Regions from separate parts of the Homo sapiens genome. Here region 2 is linked to region 1. A link is a loop called in an ENCODE intact Hi-C map of the cell type or tissue named here. Cell type or tissue: sigmoid colon. All regions are shown on one strand. Each heading gives the region's core, and the rest is flanking DNA. Links, peaks and the distances in the headings are about the cores only.

Region 1 (11,133 bases), core at 3,986-6,485:
TCCATGAGAACAGGGACTTTGTCCTGGTTTTAATCTCAACATTCAAAACAGTGCCTGACACGTGATAGACCCTCGGTTAAAAATATGCACATCCGAGACTGAGGGAGCATTGTAAGCAAATGAGCAGCATGTAGGATATGTTCCAGGAAGAGCAGGTATTCTGCTGTGGCTAGAACTCTGTGTTGAGTAGAAAAGAAAGGAAAAGAAAATGGAAGTTGGGCCAGATTAGAGTCTTGTATGTTATACTAAGGAGTTTGGACTTGATTCTCTAGGGAAAGAGAAACTCTTAAAGAATATTTTGGGCTGGGCATGGTGGCTCATGCCTGTAATCCCAGCACTTTGGGAGGCCGAGGCGGGCAGATCAGTTGAGGTCAGGAGTTTGAGACCAGTCTGGCCAACATGGTGAAAGCCCGTCTCTACTAAAAATACAAAAGTTAGCTGGGTGTGGTGGCACATGACTATAATCCCAGCTACTCGGGAGGCTGAGGCAGGAGAATCACTTGAACCTGGGAGATGAAGGTTGTAGTGAGCTGAGATCACGCCACTGCACTCTAGCTTGGGTGACAGAGCAAGACTCTGTCTCAGAAAAAAAAAAAAAAAAAAAAAAAAGACATTTGTGCTTAGGAAGATAATTCCAGTGTCTCTGAATAGCCTGGCTTAGGGAAGACAAGAAGGATTTAAGGGAAGTGTGAGGGCAGTGGCCATGGCAGTTGCAATGGGGCATAATTTGATAGAAATCTCAGCAATGACTTCATGATTGGTTTTGGGCATGAGGAAGAGGGGAAGAATTAAAGATGACCTTGAGGTTGAGGCCTAACCAAGACAGAGAACCCCTCAGGTGTTAATGGATGATAATAGTTTTTTACTTTTACTCACTTTTTATTGAGTTCAGTTACATATGAAAATATCTGTCTAGAAATGGAGTTCAGGAGAGGAGGATTCAATGTGTTGAAGAAATCAAAGATCATTGTTTCAAATGCTTAAAATCAGCTAGGAGTGGTGGCACACACCTGTAGTTCCAGCTATTTGGGAGGATTGCTTGAGCCCAGGAGTCCAAGACTAGCCTAGGTGACACAAAGGACCCTGTCTTTAAAAAAAAAAAAAGCTTAGGATCTATAGAGCCATGTAGAGTAAAGCTCTCAACCTTGTTGTCTTCTCACAAGAGATCTTAATGCCATCCTCTTTAACAGCATGAGTTCAAGTCTACATGTCACCGTTTCTGGAGAATACGCTACTGAGCTGGCGTGAGTATGCTTTCAAATATACTCATTCCAGCTTAGTAGCATAATGGGGTGTTCTCAGATGGGACTGAGCACATGAGCTTCCTTTCCCAAAGCATCTGTTCTCTTCCACACCCTGGGACATCCTTTTAACCCCAGGCCTTTATTCATTCGTCTTGTGGTTTGCTCATGTAAACATTTTTAGTTTGGCCTTTCTAGGAACCCACTCTTCCTAATTTGATTCTTTATTTGAATTTTTTTTTTTTTTTTTTTTTTTTTTTGAGACAGAGTGTTGTTCTGTTGCCCAGGCTGGAGTGCAGTGGTGTGAACACGGCTCACTACAACCTCTGCCTCCCGGGTTCAAGTGATTCTCCTGCCTCAGCCTCCTGAGTAGCAGGGATTACAGGCATGCACCACCATGCCTGGCTAATTGTTGTATTTTTAGTAGAGACAGGGTTTCGCCATGTTGGCCAGGGTGGTCTCAAACTCCCGACCTCAAGTGATCTGCCTGTCTCAGCCTCCCAAAGTGCTGGGATTACAGGCATGAGTCACTGCGCCCAGCCTGAATTTTTTTTTTCCTTTTGTTAGATCCCTTTAAAGAAGATAATTGCCTGAAATTTCATTTTTGCTACTTGACTATCCACAAAGGTAGCATTAAAAGTCGTCATTCTAAGGAATTTTTCCACCTGTGTTAGCCACATTAGGTAGCTTATGAGGATCCTATGTGATTTGTGTTGTCTCCTGCTGGTAAATAGAACTTCAGCGCCTTCCTCCTGACCTCCCAGGCCAGCACCTTCTTTTGCAGTACTTGGTCTCAGTGATCAGGACAGGTGGTGGCATTTTGAAGAGCCCTTGCCATTCCAGATTATTCATACCCCATTATTATAGTCCCCCCAAACTTCAGATTCTCCTTTTACTAATTTTCTCCACTAAATCCTCTAGGATTCTGTGTTTTAACAAAGGTTGCATTCCCCATCCAAGTAGATTTTGTTTTTACCGAGAAGACTGAAGCTCAAAGACATCTAATAACTAGCTGTCATATAGCTAGAATGAGGCAGAGCCACACTGAAATCCATCTTTCCCAGCTTCTGTTCTTTCCATTACGATACAGCTGGGAATATCTTCCAAGCACTGTGAGTCTATGGTTTTCTTTCCCAAGCTCAAAGTTGAGATCTCCCTCTCACAGTAGAAAGGAGTATCTTGCAGCCACTCACGGGATACTAGTGCCCAGAAGAGAGTCTTTCTCCTGGCTCCTTTTTGATTTCAGCCAACTTTAATAGACTTAACAGGTGGAGCATTCTCTTTGGGGCTTTCCTCACTTATACTCTTCTTCTGGTTGTGGGTGCCTGAGAGCCACTTCTGAATCCCTTCCATCCTATTCCATCTTAGCAATAAAAACAGCTGCACGCACAGCTTGACCATCGACAAAAGTACAAACACTTCCTTCTCCTCAGTTTTCCTTTCTATGTTTAGTTTTATTTCTATTCTAGGTTTTCTTTGGCTTTATACAGCTGCCATCCTGGTCAGTTGGCCCATGCCCTCAGAAGTGAATGCTGCATTTAAACCCTTTAATTAGAGACCATTCATTCCATCTATATCCCATACTCTCTTTTATCTCATTGCTCCTTGGCTACAGCTGTGGTGGTTATTGTTTTTCTTGCCACAGTGCCTCTCTAGTTGAACTGACTGTTGTATAGCTGAAGCCAATTAGGAAGAGAGGGAAACAGGAACATACAAAGGCCTCTGTGTAGGACAGGTAGGTCATGGAGATTTGGTCACTTATCCAGAGATTATCCAACAAGTCAGATCATTATAATAACATACTCTTCAGCTTTCTGTACTCACTTCTTTCTATTAGCCACCTATTGATATCCCAGTAAGCAGATATGGAGGAAAATTGTTTCCTATAGTGTGTCAGTAACAGCCCTCAAAGGGATGGTAGTAGGAACAGAAAATGTGAAGCCTAGAAGGGACTCAAGATTCACCTCCAAGGCCTTCATAGTTCTCACGGGGAAGCCAGGATCACAGAGACAAGAAAATCCTTTTTAGCCTCTGTGTCCATTTCTTAGCCAGTCTTGTCCAACCTAACTAGAACCAATGGAGCAGAAGGAAAGGCACACAAGAATAACTTGACGGCACAACGGGTTTTGAGCCAATCAGAAGTGATACCAAGGCCAGGTGCAGTGCCTCACACCTATAGTCCCAGCACTTTGGGAGGCTGAGGTGTGCGGATCACTTGAGGTCAGGAGTTCAAGACCAGCCTGGCCAACGTGGTGAAACCTCATCTCTACTAAAAATACAAAAATTAGCCGAGCGTGGTGATGGGTGCCTGGAGTCCCAGCTATTTGGGAAGCTGAGGCAGGAGAATCACTTGAACCCGGGAGGCGGAGGTTCCAGTGAGCTGAGATCGCGCCACTGCACTCCAGCCTGGGTGACAGAGGGAGACTGCATCTCAAAAAAAAAGTGATAGCGAAACCAAGACTGCAGCTGGAGTCTACCTCCTACTGAAATGTGGGGAATCAGTCTTGAGCAGGAGAACCTCTGAAACTTGATTTTACTACTGCTGCAAATAGCTATCACTTGTAAGTACAGATTGTTTGCCAAGCACTGGTCTAAGCATTTTATCTTATTTAAGCCTCATAGCAGTCCTATGAGGAAGGTATAATTACTGTTCCATTTTTACAAATGAGGAAACAAAAGCATAAGTTAATTACTTTGTTCAGGGTCACACAGCCCAGTAAGTGAGGGCCGGGATTCAAACTCAGCCCATCAGCCTCCAAGGCAGACCCCACTGCCTGCCTTTAACCAAGGACATAGTTATACATGCATGACGATGTTTAATTCCATTGTTACTTGGGTTGTTTGTTTTTGTTTTTGTTTTGAGACAATCTTGCTCTGTTGCCCAGGCTGGAGTGCAATACTGCAATCTCAGCTCACTGCAACCTCTGCCTCCTGGGTTCAAGTGATTCTGCCTCAGCCTCCGTAGTAGCTGGAACTACAGGTGCCCACCACCATGCTGGACTGATTTTTTTTCCTTTTTTTATTTTTGAGACAGGGAGGGTCTCTGTCGCCCAGGCTGGAGTGCAGTGGTGGGATCTCGGCTCACTGCAACCTCCACCTCCCAGGCTCAAGCAATTCTCCTCCCTCAGCCTCCTGAGTAGCTGGGATTACAGGCATATGCCACTACCGCCCAGCTAATTTTTGTGTTTTTAGTAGAGATGGGGTTTCACCATGTTGGCCAGGCTGGTCTTGAACTCCTGACTTCAAGGATCCACCCGCCTCAGCCTCCCAAAGTGCTGGGATTACAGGCGTGAGCCACCGTGCCCAGCCTGAGACCTTTCTTCTGTAGATCCAGAGAAACCAGATGTCAAGGGAAATGCAATTTATCAGCTATTAAGTGATAAGAAAATCTCCCCTCCTAAGGATCGTGCCATCTCCCAAGTCTCCAAGAGCTGGGGCAAGTCACTGTAGCCAACTTGAGAATCAAGTTCAGGTATGAGGCCAGGCGTGATGGCTTATGCCTGTAATCCCAGCACTTTGGGAGGCCAAGGCAGGCAGATTGTTTGAGCCCAGGAGTTCAAGACCAGAGTAGACAACATAGGGAAACCCCGTCTCTACCAAAAAAAAAAAAAAAAAAAAAAGCCAGGTGTGGTGGCGTGCACCTGTAGTCCCAGCTCCTCAGGAGGCTGAGGTGCGAGGATCCCTTAAGCCTGGGAAGTCAAGGCTGCCGTGAGCTGTGATCACACCACTGCCCTCCAGCCTGGGAGATAGCGCAAGACCCTGTCTCAGAAAAAAAAAAAAAAAAAAAAAAAAAAAAAGTTCAAGAATGTGACCTCGGTGCCAGGCAAGAATGCTAGCAGTACCCACTACGGCCACTAGATGTCCCCCATGTTCCACTTCTGGCTTACCTAGCTGGACTTGCCAACACAAGACATCATCATTCTTACTTTGTCCTTATTTTGTTACAGGGTCTTTCCCCTAACCCCACTTAAGCTCTACCAAGTGCGGTGATGGAAACAGAAAGAAACTGAAAGCATTGAAACAGTCAGCAGAGAGACAGAAATGAGAATGGGTATTTATTGAGGAGACAGAGAAGGAAAAAAAAACCTCTAAATTTAAGGTCAGAGTTGGGGCCTTGCATCCAGGAATAGTGGCTCGAGTAGCAATGATAAGAACCCGATTGAATGGGAAGTCAACCGAAAGGGAAATCCAGGGGACTGTGAGCCATTGGCAGCCACCCTGGGACACATGCAGCCCTCCCCAGGTGTCATCCTTTGGCTGATCTCAGCACCCGCACTCAGGGCTGGGCCACCCCAGGGCCGACCTGCAAAGTTAGGCAAGCCACTAATGAAGCATGATGACACACTCACAGGGGCATGAGTGGTGTCTCATCACAGCCAGGGCACAGCCCAGACCCACCAGATGACCCTTTTCTTGTGAGGATTCCCAAGTCTATGACTAATGCTAATTAACCCTGACTCACAGTAGCACTGAGCACACAGAGGTCATTATCTCCACTGGAAGGAGTGGGGAAACTGAGGTGTGGAGTGGGGAAGCAGCTTTGCTCCATCAGTGTCACCAGGTCAGGAGTTGATCCTCCCTGCCCTTCTCAAAAGCCCGTGAGGCTGTTCTTGGTAATCAGCAGTAGACACTTCCGGTGGGGCTAAGGGATAGGGCCTTTCCCCACTGCTGTTTCCACGTGAGTCAGAGCCACAGAACTGGAAGCAGAGTTGTAGACTACTTGGTCTAATCCCTGAGGAGTCTGAAGGCCAGAGTGGGGAGTGAAGGCCAAGATCACACAGCAGGTTGTGGCTGAGCCACGCCTAGAATCCTGAGGCTTCTTGCTGAGTCCCCTTCTTGCACTACAGTCATCATGACAGAGCAGAAGAGAGGCAGTACCCTGTGAGAGTTAGGAGCACCAGCTCACTAGCCAGAAGTGGTGGCACGTGCCTATAGTCCCATTATACTAGGGAGGCTGAAGTGGGAGGATCGCTTGAGCCCAGGAGTTCGAGACTGCAGTGAGCTATAATTGCACCACTGAACTCCAGTCTGGGTGGCAGAGCAAGACACCTTGTTTATAAAAAAGAAAAATAAAGGGGGACAAAAAAAAAAACACCAGCTCTAGGTCAGGTAGCTTGGCAGGTGGATCTAGCAGGCTCTAGGTTCCATAGCCTGGGTACAGATCCTGGATTCACTGGTCACCAGCTGTGTGTTTCTGAACCTATGACTCAGCCTCAGCTTCCTCATCTGTAAATTAGGGATAATACTAGTAGCTGTGTCACAGGAATGTTTTGAGAATTCATTGGCATATGTGAAGTGCTTAGAGCAGTGCCTGGCACATGAGAAGTGCTCAGGAAATAGTAGCTGTTTGTTTAAGCTGGCTGTTTAAGCCCAGTTGCCTCTCTGGCCAAGTGTCTCCAGCTTGCCTGGTCTTTTGGGACTCCTGAAGGAAGGGAGCACCAAAACTATAGGTGTTAGGATCATGAGAAAGACACATACCAGTATCTCCTCACCAGACTGTCTGTGGTCTCAGTAGGCCTCTTTCAGCCCAGCGGCCTCCATGCCACCATCAGACAGCACAGGTGCTGGTGGATCAGCGCCAAGCCCAGCTTTAGAAGCATTGGGAAGCACCTTGGCAACAAGACATAAACCAAGATAACCACATTCCTACCAGTCTCCATGGACCCTGGCTCCGGGCCTGGCAAGGCCACCCTCAGGAAATGGCGGTACAATGACGACAGGAAAGCTTATGACAGGCATCACCCTGCTGGGCTGAGAACACTGGCTTGTTTGTCCAGCACAGCTTACCTGAGTCACCCATTGTGGAGTCTGCAGCCACCTGGGCCTGGAGCTAGGCCAGCAGGCTGCTTGGAGTCTGGAACACCTTCTGCGGGCTGAATCTGGCTAGGTCCGGCACTTGCTGCCTGTCCCCTCCTCAGAAAGCAGGTCAAGGCAGTTTGGCTCCGTAGATCTGGCTCCAAACAGTGAAGAGCCTGGTGGGGCCTGACAACAGTTCAGAGACGCAGAGCCTCCTCTGTGGGAAACAGAATGTGAACCGAGGCCTTAGAGTGTTTGGAAAATCAGCTCCACGAATCAGAGATGGACCGGGCAGCAGCTTCTCCCTCTCCTCCATCCCATGCTACACCCGTAGCCACTCTCTGTGCCCCACTGGTCCTCAGGGGGCCCTGGGCTCTCTTGCCAAGTCTCAGCACTGCCCAGGCCCATGCAGCCGGTCAACAGTGACTGGGCTCAACTCCCACTAACTCAACCTGGGGGTTTTCCAAAGTGAAATGAGGAACAAAATAGGTGCTATGTTTCACAGTACCAAGTTTTAAAATACTAATAAAATTAGAAAATACTTTTTCAGGCCGGGAGCAGTGGCTCACGTCTGTAATCCTAGCACTCTGGGAGGCCAGGGTGGGTGGGCCACATGAGGTCAAGAGTTTGAGACCAGCCTGGCCAACATAGTGAAACCCTGTTTCTACTAAAAATACAAAAATTAGCTGGGCATGGTGGCGTGTGCCTGTAATCCCAGCTACTTGGGAGGCTGAGGCAGAAGAATCGCTTGAACCTGGGAGGCAGAGGTTGTAGTGAGCCGAGATTGTGCCACTGCACTCCAACCCGGGCGACAAGGCGAGACTCTGTCTCAAAAAAAAAAAAAAAAAAAAAGAAAATACTTTTTTAAAAGGTGTAAAAAATGAGAATGAAAGTCCCCTGCCCCTTCTGGCCCTTGAGGGGCTTTCTACTGGAGGGACCATTTGTGGCATAGTTGGCAAGGGCACCCAAGAAGGCCAGAAGGGGACGCCCATGGGTGGGGACAGGAGGCACAGGAAGCAGTGTTTTAAGGTAGTGATCCCACAGGCCTAAGAAGGTGGCTCTGTTCCTCCAAGGAGTACTAAAGAGCCATCATAAAACAGTACTGACCGGGCGTGGTGGCTCACACCTGTAATCCTGGGAGGCCAAGGCAAGTAGATCACTTGAGGTCAGGAGTTCGAGACCAGCCTGGCCAACAGAGTGAAACCCCATCTCTACTAAAAATACAAAAATTAGCCAGGCATGGTGGCATGCACCTGTAATCCCAGCTGCTTAGGAGGCTGAGGCAGGAGAATCGCCTGAACCTGGGAGGCGGAGATTGCAGTGAGGCGAAATCGTACCACTGCACTCCAGCCTAAGCAAGAGTGAGATTCTGTCTCAAAAAAAAAAAAAAAGAAGACTGTCCTAGGGGACTTGGGATATGCAAGCTATGTGTGCTCAGTGCTCAGCACGAGGTGGTGACCTGGCGTTGGGGAGGCCCGAGCTGGAATAGGGAGCCTGGCTATCTGGGTGCCCCACCCTGGTAACTGACCTTGGGCAAGTCAGTTTCCATTTCAGTCCCTTTATCTTTGTTTTTGTTTTTTTTTTTTTGTAGAGACAAGGTCTCACCATGTTGCCCAGGCTGGTCTCAAACTCCTGTGCTCAACGATCCGCCCACCTCACCCTCCCAAAGTGCTGGGATTACAGGCATGAGCCACCGCACCTGGCGTTCAGTCTCTTTATCTGTCCAGTGGGGTATTAACAAGTATCTAATGTTCAGAACAACATTAAGACGTTCAGAACATGTCAAAGAACCTTTGGAAGAAGTTTGAAACTCTCTCTCACACCCCCCACATGAGGTATAACTTGGTTTGGGCATGGGGGGGTGCTCCTCCAGGTGGGAAAGGTGGCTGGCACCTGAGTCAAGAACAGGGTAAGAGCAGAAGACAGAGGCAGCATGGAGAGCCAAGGACCACAGAAGAATGCCCTGAGAATCAGGCTGCCAGGCACCTAGGCTGTGGGTTGGAAGCAAGAGGGCCATCGGGTGGTGACAGGCAGAGGAAGTCCTTTCTCTCAGCTGCTGCCATCTTGCCTTCTGCAGTCCTGTGGCCCGCCTGGCCTGCCACCCGAGGAGCAGGAGGTTTAGGCTCCGGCTGTGCCCCATCTCTGAGCTGGAAGTGAGCAGCAGAGCCTGCAGACTGTGCAGGACAGGTCACCGCATCTGAGGCAACGGAGACAAGGCTTTGAGAAAGAAGCCTGATGCTTGCCCCCTTGACTGCCGGAGAGGGAATTTAGTGCCACCCAGGGTCCCCAGATCTTCACCTGTGTCCAAAAGCCAATCTGTCATGGACAGTCACCATGGTCACCATACATCCGGTTCTCTGTCTCTGGCTTTGGCTCCTACTAGCTGACCTCACCTACCTCAAAGTCACTTGAGAGAGTCAAAGCTGCTATGTGTCTGGGTGCCCCAAGAAACTGAGTTCCTTGTCTATGTGGGGATGATAACCCCCTCCCCAATTCAGTGCCCGACCTCATCAGTGCGCCCCAAAGCTGCAGTGCACCGTCCAAGTCTCCAAACCAGTTGTGAACAGTCAGGTTAGCTTCCGATCCTTACCCCCAAACCCCGGGGACTGAATGGAGGCCAAGGATCTACAGGGGAGGGGACACCTTCCTGGTCAGCCATCCTTGGTGAAACCCCATCTCTACTAAAAATACAAAAAAAATTTAGCTGGGCATGGTGGCATGCGCCTGTAGTCCCAGCTACTCCGGAGGCTGAGGCAGGAGAATCACTTGAACTCAGGAGGTGGAGGTTGCAGTGAGCCGAGATCACACCACTGCACTCCAGCCTGGCAACAGAGCGAGACTCCATATCAAAAAACAAAACAAAACAAAACAAAACAGACACTCATTGGAACTTCTCAACCGCTCCTTTCCCCTCCACCACATGACCTTCCTGTGATGGCAGCCCTGGCACTCAGCAGGTGCCTGGTACAGAGAACATGCTCAGGAAATATTTGTTACCTAAATGAACAAATACATGTTTATCATCAATGTAGGAGTTTGGAGGCGGAGCTAACTTTGCCTTGCAACCTTGGCCTGGGGACGAGGGCTTCCATTCTGGTCCCTTGAAGAACCTACTTTGAAAGGGGTCCGGAAGACATGACTGGCCTCCTCTTGATAAGAAGAAGGCAGACCAGCATAGGCAGTGGAAGGGGAAAGCAGCTGGAGATTGGAAAGAGGAAATTTAGAGCTATGCTTAGGCTAAGAAACAAAGAGCAGGACTGTGTGCCCCAGCAAGCATGTGGCCTGACGTTGATAGCATTAGGAAAATTTTGGGCCAGGTGCGGTGGCTCACACCGGTAATCCCAATACTTTGGGAGGCCAAGGCAGGAGGATCACTTGAGTGTAGTTCAAGACCAACCTGAGCAACATAGTGAGACCCCATCTCCATAAAAAATTTAAAAATTAGCCATTGCACTCCAGCCTGGGTGACAGAGACCATGTCTCAAAAAAAAAAAAAAAGCACATTTTCACATAACATACACTTCTGTAGCTCTTCTCCATCTCATTTGTTCTCAACATGGGAGAGCAAAAAGAGAGAACTGACATGGAAACCCTTGGGTTTTTTTTTCTGTCTTGTTTGAGACAGAGTTTCAAAAAAGATAAAAGCCTTGTCCAAAGACTACAAACTTGTCGCCCAGGCTGGGGTGCGGTGGCGTGATCTTGGCTGACTGCACAACCTCCACTTTCCAAGTTCAAGTGATTCTCCTGCCTCAGCCTCCCGAGTAGCTGGGATTACAGGCGTGCACCCCCATGCTTTGATAATTTTGTTTTTTTGTTGTTTTTTTTTTTTTGAGATGGAGTTTCACTCTTGTTGCCCAGGCTGGAGTGCAATGGCATGATCTCAGCTCACTGCAACCTCTGCCTCCCAGGTTCAAGTGATTCTCCTGCCTCAGCCTCCCTAATAGCTGGGATTACAGGCATGCACCACCACGCCCGGCTAATTTTTTGTATTTTTAGTAGAGACGGGGTTTCTCCACGTTGGTCAGACCAGACTGGTCTCGAACTCCCAACCTCAGATGATTCGCCCGCCTCGGCCTCCCGAAGTGGTGGGATTACA
Region 2 (11,133 bases), core at 4,440-6,939, 400 kb after region 1:
TTTGGTCATGGGCCCTGTTGAAAGCCACTAAGTCCTATCAAAAGAAAAAAAAACCCCTTGACACAAAAAAATTCTGCCCACAATTTAGGATCCAAGTTAAGAATAAATATTCTACATTGCATGTGATAATTATGTCTGCTTTCGGACTCATAAAATAAGGAAATTACACTCAGATGCACGGAGAGAACTAGTCATATTTTCACTGTCTTACGGGGTAACCTGTCAAGAACTGTCAAATACAATTTTAGGGAGTCGGGATACTAATGAATCAAACACACACACACACACAAACAGCATCTCCAAGACTCCAGCACCCCCCTTTCCCAATTACTTACTGGTCAAGCCCAAAGGAAAAATAATTTTTTAAAAGGCTAGGCTGAGATGGAATGGGAAAAAGGATCACTGTGAGCACAGATGATGTCCCGGGACAAAAGCTCTGCCCAACACTGCCCAAGCTGACAGGCTCACTCACACTACCTTTCTCCTTATGCGTCTCTCAATACGCAGTCTCTGAACACTTAAAAAAATGTGAATTTTGCTCTGACCACATAAAGAAATCAGCACGATTGACACCAGCTCTAAAATAAGCAATTAATATATTCTAATCTAATGCTTAAGAAGAATGGAGAGCAGGCAACAGCTCCTCCAACTGGTTGGAGCAGATATCACTGGAAGCCCCCCAAGTATTAAGATTTTTAAACAACTTCAAGTTCTGGTGGGCACAGCCAAATACACTGCAGAAACTTTGGGACCAGCAGCCACGACACAACAGGTGAGAGAGGCAGCAGACATCATTGCACGATGGAGTGCACAACATTCAATGACAAACCCGAAAAGGTCTGGGGATATGGGAAAATACCATGCACACGGCCATCTCAGAGCCCCTGTCTTTCCAGTGGCAAAAGGTTCTGTTCCTTCGGAGGGGCGTGCCACTCCCCCTCTCCCTCACCCAGGGGACCACCACCCCAGGCACAGGAAGAACCGCGGCCCCTCCGCGGGCACATCTCAGCTGGGGAAGAAAACACAATGTCGCTCCTTATTTCTGCGTACAAAAGGACTTTGCGCCCTCCTCCTCGAACTGCCGCCCCGGCCACCTCCTAACTTGCAAGAAGGTGGGCAACGCGCCATATTCCAGCGTCCCCCAGTCTACCTGGGTAACAAGCCCACGCCACCCCGGCAGGAGGGAAGCTTCGGAGGTCGCCCAAAGAGCCAGCCTCCTCTCCCGCAGGAGACAGCGGCTCCCGCGCCCCAGCCCGGCCCCACCGCGCCGCCCGCCCGCCCGCCCGCGTACGAGAGCCGGGAAGGGCCGAGGGGGCGAGCCGAGAGCCGCGGCTCCGGTCCCGCGCAGCCCGCCCACCTCCCGCTCCCGGGCCCGGCGCACTCTCCCGCGCCTCCCGCTCCCGAGCTGCGGGAAGGCCGGGCCCCGGGTTCCACGGCGGGGAGAAGGCCGCGGCCCCGAGAGCCCCAGGCGGCGGAGGAGGCCGGAACCCTGGGGCTCTCGGGAGGGCAGCGCCTCCCTCCCGAGCCCGCCAGGACGCCTGGGGCCTAGTGCGGCCTGCGCATCCTCGGGGTGGCGGTTTGGCTGGGCCGGGCCGGGGCCCCCCGCCCGAGGCGGGCCGAATCCGGCGGGGGCCCAGGCCCAGAGCCGGGGGCGGCAGGGTGCCGGCTGCGGGGCGGGCCGGCCGGCCGGCGGGCGGGCGGCGTGTTGCGGCTGCGCCGGGGCTGAAATAGCTGGAGATTGCGCGGTAGGGCACTCACCTCAGAGCGGCTGCGCTACCGTGGGCCTGCGCCGTGGAGACTGCGACCGCGCCGGCTCCTCGCAGCCTCCTGCCACCAGCGGCAATGGCGAGCGCTGCCGCTTCTGCCGCCGCCGCCGCCGCCGAGGAGGGGGAGGGGAGGGAGAGGGCACGCACGCGACGCACGGCCCGGCTTCCCCGCCCGGCCGCCGCCATGATGAGGAGGTCGGCGCGGCTGTGCTGCGGGCAGGCAGCGGAGAGGGCTCGCGGCGAGGGCTCCAGCTTACCCCGCCGCCGCGTCGCGTGCACGGAGCGCTTCAGAGGTTTGGAGGGGGCCGGAACCTCAAAAGCAACTGGATGAGCACAACGCGGACGCCCCGGAGAAGCGGCGCAAGCGGGCCCAAAATGGTTGCTGATCAGACGAGTGGCATCTCTCGCCCCCCTACCGCGGGAATTGGGACCTCCAGACTGTGCCTGGGGGATCGGCAAGTGGTTCCCCTCTGGTTTTTTCGGCGCTGCCTTCCCGGTGGTATCCTCACTCTCTCTCTTTGAAATGACCTCTGCTTTCCTATCTCTAACTCTTCCCAGATATTTGAAAGCAAGTTTTTGTACAAAGCAACATATGAATGTATTCAGCCATTCGATCGTTCGGCGAACATTTCTAGGTGTCTCGTGCTGTGCCAGATATTGTTCTGAGTGCGCTGAAGATGCACCTGTTAGCAAGACAAAGTCCTGGCTCCCACGGAGCTTATTCGAAGCAATAGGGGCCCCCAAGCAGGTGCCTGAGAAGTAGGGAGGGGTGGACAGTGGGAAAACAACCTAACGGTGGAGACACACGAGGGGTCTTTTTTTACTTTTAGAAACGGGGGTGGGTGGTCACCCTATGTTGCCTAGGCTGGTCTCGAACTCCTGGGCCCAAGCGATCCTCCCGACTCAGCCTCCCAAAGTGCTGGTATTACAGGACACCATGCCCGGCAGAGGGGTCGTTTTTGTTGTTTTTTTAGTGTCGTCAGGAGACTCCCTCCATCAGAATTACTCAGGCTGATTGTTTTGAGTCCTGGGACCCAGTTGGTATCCAGAATCTTGGCTTGTTTGCCTAGGAACCTGCATTTTCACATCCCCATCTCCACACCCCTGGTGATTCTTATGCATATAATAATGTGAAAAGCATTGCATTGAAGAATTGCTAAAGGGTGTCAGAAAACGGATTAACAAAATCAGGAAGCTTTAATTTTCAAGATTCTATTAACCTCAAAATTCAACATATCCAAAAATTGAATGTCTTTTTCTCCAGTGTTTTCTAGGAGAGTGCCAACACTAGCCACCCAAGTGCTCAAGCCAGAAACCTGGAAATGATCCATTACTCTTTCCTCTGTCTCTGGAGTCCCCATGTTAAATTAGATGTGTTTGTTTGTGAGACAGATTCTCACTCTATTACCTAGGCTGGAGGGCAGTGGTGCAATCATTGTTCACTGCAGCCTCGACCTCTCTGGGCTCAAGGATCCTCCCACCTCAGCCTCCCCAGTAGCTGGGACTACAGGTCCCCACCACCACGCCCGGCTAATTTTTGTATTTTTAGTAGAGATGAGGTTTCATCTTGTTGGCCCGGGCTGGTCTCGAACTCCTAGGCTCAAGTGATCTGCCTGCCTTAACCTCCCAAAGTGCTGGGATTACAGCCGTGAGCCACTGCACCCAGCCCCAATTAGATTTTTAAAACTGTTGTTCCCTGTCAGTTCTTACTCTGGTTCAGGCTACTGTCATCTCTCCTAGAGACACTGCGGTAGACTCCTCTTGGTCTCCCTGCCACCGAAATTGCCCTCTCCAAATCCACTACAGCTTGAATGGTCTTTCAAGAAAGAAAATCATGTTTTTTCCCTGTTTAAGACTCTTAAAAAGATCTGATTAACACGTAGGATAAAGTCTAAAATTCTTTGAGGTGGCTACAGGGCCATTGGTGATCTCATCCCTGTTGCCATCTCTGACCTCATCTGCCACAGATATTTCTCAGGCTACACTCAAAACTGGGAAGCTCTCAGGTCATTTAAGCCTGGAAATTGTGCCACCTCACAACTGTTGCAAGGGCTGTTCCCTTTGCCCATAACTTCATTTCTCTCTACACCATCTATGCACTTACTTGAATCCTCACCTGAATAATTCTTACCATTCTTTCAGATCCCAACATTAATACCATCGCCTCCAGGCAGCATTTTTTCATCTCCCAAGATTGGGTGCATTAGACCCTTTGTCATCACACCCAGTACTCCCCACGTTTATTGAGCGCTCACGATGCGTCAGGCCCTAGTGGAAGCCTTTATGCACATTATCTTCTTTCTCATTTAATTATCAAGTAGAGCCCACAAGGTAGGTACTACCTTTTTTTTAACTTTTGAGACAGGGTCTCACTGTATCTCCCAGACTGGAATACAGTGGCGCAAACACAGCTCACTGCAGTCTCATCCTGGGCTCAAGCAATCCTCCCATCTCAGCCTCCTGAGTAGCTGGGACCACAGGCAGATGCCTGTTGCCCAGGCTGGTCTCCAACTCCTGGGCTCAAGCCGTTCTACCTTAGCCTCCTAAAGTGCAGGGATTACAGGTGTGCAACTGTGCCCGGCCTGGGTAGTTACTAATATTATCCCATTTTACAGATGAAGAAACAAGGACATATAGGGGTTACTTGCCCAAACCCAGACAATAAGCTAGATCTGAAAGTCATCAGCCTGACCTCAGAGTTGTACTTTTAACCATTATCAGGGTCTCAGGCCAGTACCCACTGATGAAACACATAAGTAACTTAGTGGGTCATTACCAACATTTCATTAAAGAAATAGAAAATGGCAGAGAACATCAAACTTAGTAAGGCTCTTGTTTCGTGAAACTTGTCAGATTCTCTAATATGATAAATACTAAATCTTACAAACATTGAAAATACAAAATTAAACAAAATATTACCAAGGTTAACACAAAAGTATGAATACTGCAGATCTGATTTATTTTACTATCCTCATCTTTAATGCAGAACCTTCTTAGGATTAAATGACATTTACCATTCTGAGCAAACTGAGGTTACTGCCCCAAACGGACTGGGCTTACCTTTGCAGGAGAACAGGGGAGGCTGTGTTTTGGCTGGAGATTTTTGGCTAAGAGTCAAGACACAGAGATTCTTCTGCTACCACTGTGAACACATCAAGTCCCTTTCACATAGATGCTGTTTCCACAAGGGTCTCCCCACACCCTTCCCTACAGATTAGATTCCCGTGATGCCTTATTTAATTCTTGTTGGATCTGTTGATTTGGTTATGAAGTAGGTGAAATTCTGGTAACCTCACCCAGGTTCCTTCCCCTCTTGATTAGATCCAGCCAGTCTGTTCGCTGGATGATTAAATTTGGCATTCATTTTTCTGTGCTTTCCCTATCTGCTACTATCCTAAAGTCATTCTAATGACCAAAAAAGGTGCCTTGAGCCAGACTGTAGAGGGTTCTAATGGCCTCCTTAGAAATTGTGTTTTTTTGTTTTTTTTTTGAGATGAGGTTTCGCTCTTGTTGCCCAGGTTGGAGTGCAATGGTGCGATCTTGGCTCACTGCAACCTCCGCCTCCCGGGTTCAAGCGATTCTCCTGCCTCAGCCTCTCAAATAGCTGGGACTACAGGCATGCGCCACCACGCCCGGCTAATTTTGTGTTTTTAGTAGAGACGGGGTTTCACCATGTTGCCCAGGCTGGTCTCGAACCCCTGACCTCAGGTGACCCACCCACCTCGGCCTCCCAAAGTGCTGGGATTACAGGCCTGAGCCACCATGCCTGCCAAGGAACTGGTTCTTAGTAGGCAATAGACAGTTGACAATTTTGAGCTAAGCACTAAGGTCATAGGAGTGTAGATTCACCAGGGAGTGAGTTGGGCTTCTGGTCTCTAGAGGGCGCTCAAGGCTTCTCCCTCCCCACCCTCTTCCTTCCCCCAAGGTGGAGGTAGGATGGTGAAGAAATTTCATCTCCCCACCACCAAACACACACAAAGGAAGAAAATCTTACTAAAATTGGAGAATATGGAATAACATTTTCTTGGGATGGAGCCCTTAAAAGATAACACGTTCAACAGAAAGTGCTGCGTCTTTCCCGTTCTTCAACATACTCTGAGTGGTAACAAGGGCTGCCCTTGCCTTTCTCAGAGGCAGCCCAGCCAGCTTGTTCTCTTTCCCTCTCCCACAAGGTAGCCAGGCCCTAAGGCTATGGCCCACAGAAAAAGTCTTAGCAAGGCCCCGGGCTTGGGGCAAAGAGGCTGTGGATTTGTCTTTCTCTCTACTTTTTCTGGTTAGTGTGCCTCTATCCCACTCGGAAGAAAAGTTCCAAGACTCAAATTTGGGCATTGATGTGGGGAGGATAGACAGAGATGACCAGAATCCAGCCTATCTTTCCTGACTTCTGCATTGTGGTTCATACCCAGCTAATAATAAAGTGTTCCTTTCCCTGGTGTGTCATTGCACATGTACTCCCCACACTCCTGATGAGTAGAGATGGCTGGCCAAGACAGGATTCAGACATTCCCACATCCCCAACCAAACATCCTCTCCATACCATCTTATTAATCAGTCTTTGAACAATTTCCTAAACTCCCTAACAGGTTGGAGATGGCTGGAAGAAATGAAAAGAAGAACGCCAACAAAGGCGATAAAGAAAAATTCAACACTGCTTGATAACTGATGAGATAGTGAAGGAGTAGGAGGGCAAAAGTCAGAAGTAATTCCAGGTGTTCAAGAACTAAATGCTGAAGAGATGTTAGTGTCGTTGACGGTCTTCTAATGGGAAGTGAATTTCAATAGAAAGAGGATGTGTTTGGTTTCAGACAGACCGAGTGACTGGTGACAACAGGAAAGCCACGTGTTTGGAGCAGATTACTCGGTACAGTCAGCAGCTGGAATGGAAGTGAAGAAGGCCCAGCAGAGCATCAGACCTGAGTGCAAACTATGGTGGTGTTGGTGGAATAGAGGGAAGGGAGAGATTTGAGAGACATTGGGAAGAAAGGTTTTGGTTTTTGAGACAGAGTCTTGCCCTGTCATCCAGGCTGGAGTGCAGTGGCATAATCTTGGCTTACAGCAAACTCCACCTCCCGGGTTCAAGCAATTATCATGCCTCAGCCCCCTAAGTAGCTGGAATTACAGGCAAGTGCCACCACATTCAGCTAATTTTTGTATTTTTAGTAGAGACAGGGTTTCACCATCTTAGCCAGGCTGGTCTCAAACTCCTGACCTCAGGTGATCCACCTGCCTCGGCCTCCCAAAGTGCCGGGATTACAGGTGTGAGTCACCATGCCCAGCCACCAGAAGTTTAATCAAGGCTCAGAGACTGATTCCAGTTTGAGTTTTCTAATAACTGTCTAATACTTAGCTAATAGCTTTGGACAGTTGCTCTTTTTAAAATGAGATCATTCAATCATTGCATTCATCTTTGGGTATGACTCACTAGTCAACAGAGTCCCCCTTCTGTAGAAACTGCCTCATTCACAGAGATGACCTCCACCAGTCATGCCTATATTTGAGACCCTGTCTCTCTTTATCCCCCATTGCTGCGTGATTCAAGGGTGGTCACCTGACCCAGGCAGTGCCAAGTTTATTCTCTGTCTTGGGAATTTAGAATGTTTGTTTGGCTAAGAGACACAGAAACTGGAAGCTGGAGCTGATGATGGAGCTGATCACGCTAATGATGGAGCTATAGAGATAAGATGCATGAACACCACCGAGGTCCCCAAGATTGCCATATTCCTGCAGTGCCTTCTGGCCACAGATAGTTGGTCCAGAAGCAGGTTCCTGACTCAACCTGGGCCAATTAGAGCCTTTCACGGAGATTTTGAAATCAAAGTTGAGATCTCTCTTTCTCTCTATGCCCTTTGGTGTATGTGTACTTGAGCTACAAGTTACCCAACTTTGGAAGCTGTAGACAGAGGCAATTTTCCACTAAATGAAGTGAGAAACAGAAAGTCCATCATTAGTGAGAGAGGAGCAAGGCAGATGCACACAGAGAAGCAGATAGAGGGGAAGCGGGCGGGAGTGGGGCGGGAGTTCCTGGAGTCCCCACAGTGCTCTAGTTTCTGATTCTCTTCCTAAGACCCACAGGATTCCTGCCTTTGGGTTTCTTAAGTTCCTGAATAGCTCCTGATTGCCTTTGTCTTTTTTACGAAAGTCCTTTGAGCATGGTTTCAGGTGAGCAGACAGTCCTAACCTAAAGAGCTGTAACAAATACACGTGGGCTGTGTGTGAGATTCGGGGAGAGGCACCAGGGATCCAGTGTGGGTCAGGCGTGGTGCCGCCCTCAAGGAACTTAGTGGGGAGAAAATGAAGTCTGTACTTCAATAACTACAGTGCAGGCTAGGAAGAGAACACCCTTAGAGATGTGCAAATCAAGCTCTTTGGGAGTTTAGAGGAGGCCTAGGACTGCTAAGGAAAGGCTGGGACTAGGAAGAGGTAAGCAAGTCACTGAGGAGGCAAAATTTAAGAAGCCACCCACTCTCAGGGTGTGTGAATGCAGCGTTGGCACTTGCATGACCCTGAGAATGAGCAACCCCTTAAATGTATCTTAGGCACCTTGCCAGACTCACTTTTAGCTTGCTGGACTAATTGTGGGGATCAGTAGGCCTTCAGAGGAAAGTTAGTGTCTGAGCTGAACTGAAGGATGGGGTGGTTTTGGACTTGGTGGCAATGTCATCTACCTCAAGGTAAAGTAACAATATGGAAAACGCTCCCGTGAAAATTCACAAGGTCTGTTCTAGGATCATCAGGCTCTTCGGTGTGACTTAAGAGTTCAGAGCATGAAGGAGGAGGGGGCAGTAAGAAAAATGGAGAGAACGTAGCATCAGATTCTGCAGGCAAGGAGAAAATTGCTAAGCTGGGAAATAACATAATCAGAGCGGTACTTAAGATGAATCTAACGGAATAGCATGAAATAAAGGAAAGGCTAAGGAGAGGACAAACAGGAGGCTATTGTGGCAATCCAGGCGTGAAAGTCTAAACTAATCAGCACTGGGAATAGAGATGCCATAGGAAAAATAATACATCATTAATATAACTTGGCAATTGAGTAGATGTTGGAGACAAGAGAGAAATCAGAAACACTGCTAAACACTATGCAGCTATAACAAAGAATGAGAGAGCATTCAGTAAGATCACATCCAAGATATGTACATGAAAAACACAAGGGATAGAACTGTGTATATGGCAAGCTATCACTTGCATTTTTTATTTTTTAAATGGTATTTATTTATTTCTTGTTTTTTCCTTTTTTTAAGACTAAAAAATCAATTATAAAATCCTCAACCACTTGACTTTTTTTTTAAGTTCCTGGGTACATGTGCAGGACGTACAGGTTTATTATATAGGTAAACGTGTGCTATGGTGGTTTGCTGCACCTATCAACCCATCACCTAGGTTTAAGCCCCGCATGCATTAGCTCTTTTCCCTAGTGCTCTTCCCCCACCATCCTCCCCTGACAGGCCCCGGTAAGTGTTGTTCCCCTCCCTGTGTTCTCATTGTTCAGCTCCCACTTATAAGTGAGAACATGTAATGTTTGGTTTTCTATTCCTGCATTAGTTTGCTAAGGATAATGGCTTCCAGCTCCATTTATGTCCCTGTAAAGGACATGATCTTGTTTTTTTATGGCTGCGTAGTATTCCATGGTGTATATGTACCACATTTTCTTTATTCAGTCTATCATTGATGGGCATTTGGGTTGATTCCATGTCTTTGCTATTGTGAATAGTGCTGCAATGAACATACGTGTACATGTATCTTTATAACAGAGTGATTTATATTCCTTTGGGTATACACCCTGTAATGGGATTGCTGGGTCAAATGGTATTTCCAGTTCTAAATCTTTGAGGAATCGCCACACTGTCTTCCACAATGGTTGAACTAATTTACATTCCCACGAACAGTGTAAAAGCATTCCTATTTCTCTGCAATCTCACCAGCATCTGTCATTTCTTGACTTTTTAATAATCGCCATTCTGACTGGTGTAAGATGGTATCTCATTGTGGTTTTGATTTGCATTTCTCTTTTTTTTTTTTTTTTTTTTTGAGACAGTTTCAAAAACTTGTTGCCAAGGCTGGAGTGCAATGGTGTGATCTTGGCTCACTACAACCTCTGCCTCCTGGGTTCAAGTGATTCTTCTGCCTCAGCCTCCCAAGTAGCTAGGATTACAGGTGTATGCCACCACGCCCAGCTAATTTTTGTATTTTTACTAGAGACGGGGTTTCACTATGTTGGCCAGGCTGATCTTGAACTCCTGACCTCAAGAGATCTGCCCACCTCCGCCTCCCAAAGTGCAGGGATTACAGGCGTAAGCTTCCACGCCCAGCTGATGGTAGTTTCTTTTGCTATGCATAAGCTCTTTAGTTTAATTAGATCCCATTTGTTGAATTTTGCTTTTGTTGCGATTGTTTTTGGCAATTTTATCATAAAATCTTTGCCCATTCCTATGTCCTGAATGGTATTGTCTAGATTTTCTTCTAGGGTTTTTGTAGTTTGGGGTTTTACATTTAAGGCTTTAATCCATCTTGAGTTAATTTTTGTATAAAGGTGTAAGGAAAGGATCGAGTTTCAGTTTTCTGCATATGGCTAGCCAGTTCTCCCATCACCATTTATTAAACAGGAAATCCTTTCCCCATTGCTTGTTTTGGTTTGTCAAAGATCAGATGGTTGTAGATGTGCGATTTTATATGTGCTGCCAAAGTGAGCACTATTTATTTATTTTTTTAAACAGAGTCTCACTGTGTTGCCCAGGCTGGAGTGCAGTGGCATGAACATAGCTCACGTAGCCTTATTTGCATTTGTAAAAGGGAAATATGTTTTGTTTTGTTTTTTGAGACAGAGACTCACTCAGTCGCCCAGGCTGGAGTGCAGTGGCACCATCATGGCTCACCACAGTCTCAACCTCCCCAGGCTCAGGTGATTCTTCCACCTCAGCCTCTGGAGTAGCTAGGATTACAGGTGTGCGCCACTACACCCAGATAATTTTTTTTTTCTTGAGATGGTGTCTCGCTCTGTCACCCAGGGCTGGAGTGCAATGGTGTGATCTCGGCTCACTGCAACCTCCGCCTCCCAGGTTCAAGTGATTCTCCTACCTCAGCCTCCCAAGTAACTGGGACTACAGGCACCTGCCACCACACCCAGCTACTTTCTGTATTTATAGTAGAGATGGGGTTTCGCCATGTTGGCCAGACTGATCTTGAACTCCTGACCTCAGGTGATCCACCCGCCTCAGCCCCCCAAAGTGCTGGGGTTACAGGCACAAGCCACCGTGCCTGGCCCTTTTTTTTTTTTTTTTGTATTTTTTTAGTAGAGACGGTGTTTCACTGTGTTGTCCATGTTAGTCTTAAACTCTTGGGCTCAAGAGATCTGCCCAACTTGGCTTCC

What was found. A loop is a pair of places that touch in the nucleus more often than their neighbours do. Peaks named below come from ENCODE experiments on the same cell type or tissue, not always from the same donor. Only the 100,000 strongest peaks of a DNase experiment are listed, where the experiment ranks them.
Region 2: it touches region 1 in a loop (2.4-fold over the local background); 6 of 110 quality-filtered maps call a loop at or near these places.

What each region holds. Positions count from the first base shown.
Region 1 is chr7:130,004,997-130,016,129 of GRCh38, reverse strand. UBE2H-DT (UBE2H divergent transcript) reads right to left here. Exons shown (of 4, transcript XR_007060520.1): 3 at 7,029-7,254. Among named protein-coding and RNA genes, the nearest start is that of ZC3HC1, 41 kb to the left of the region's middle. RefSeq lists enhancers at 3,593-3,752, 5,694-6,893, 6,690-7,189, 7,277-7,346, 7,447-7,526 and 2 more. In sigmoid colon, for the core only: a CTCF peak has its summit at 5,099 (motif pointing right); a DNase peak (open chromatin) is centred at 5,079.
Region 2 is chr7:129,602,450-129,613,582 of GRCh38, reverse strand. NRF1 (nuclear respiratory factor 1) reads right to left here and starts at 1,863. Exons shown (of 11, transcript NM_005011.5): 1 at 1,759-1,863. RefSeq lists enhancers at 576-715, 2,396-2,445, 6,680-6,769, 6,780-6,829 and a silencer at 1,016-2,005. In sigmoid colon, for the core only: CTCF peaks have their summits at 5,449 and 5,662 (motif pointing right); no DNase peak of the experiment used is centred there.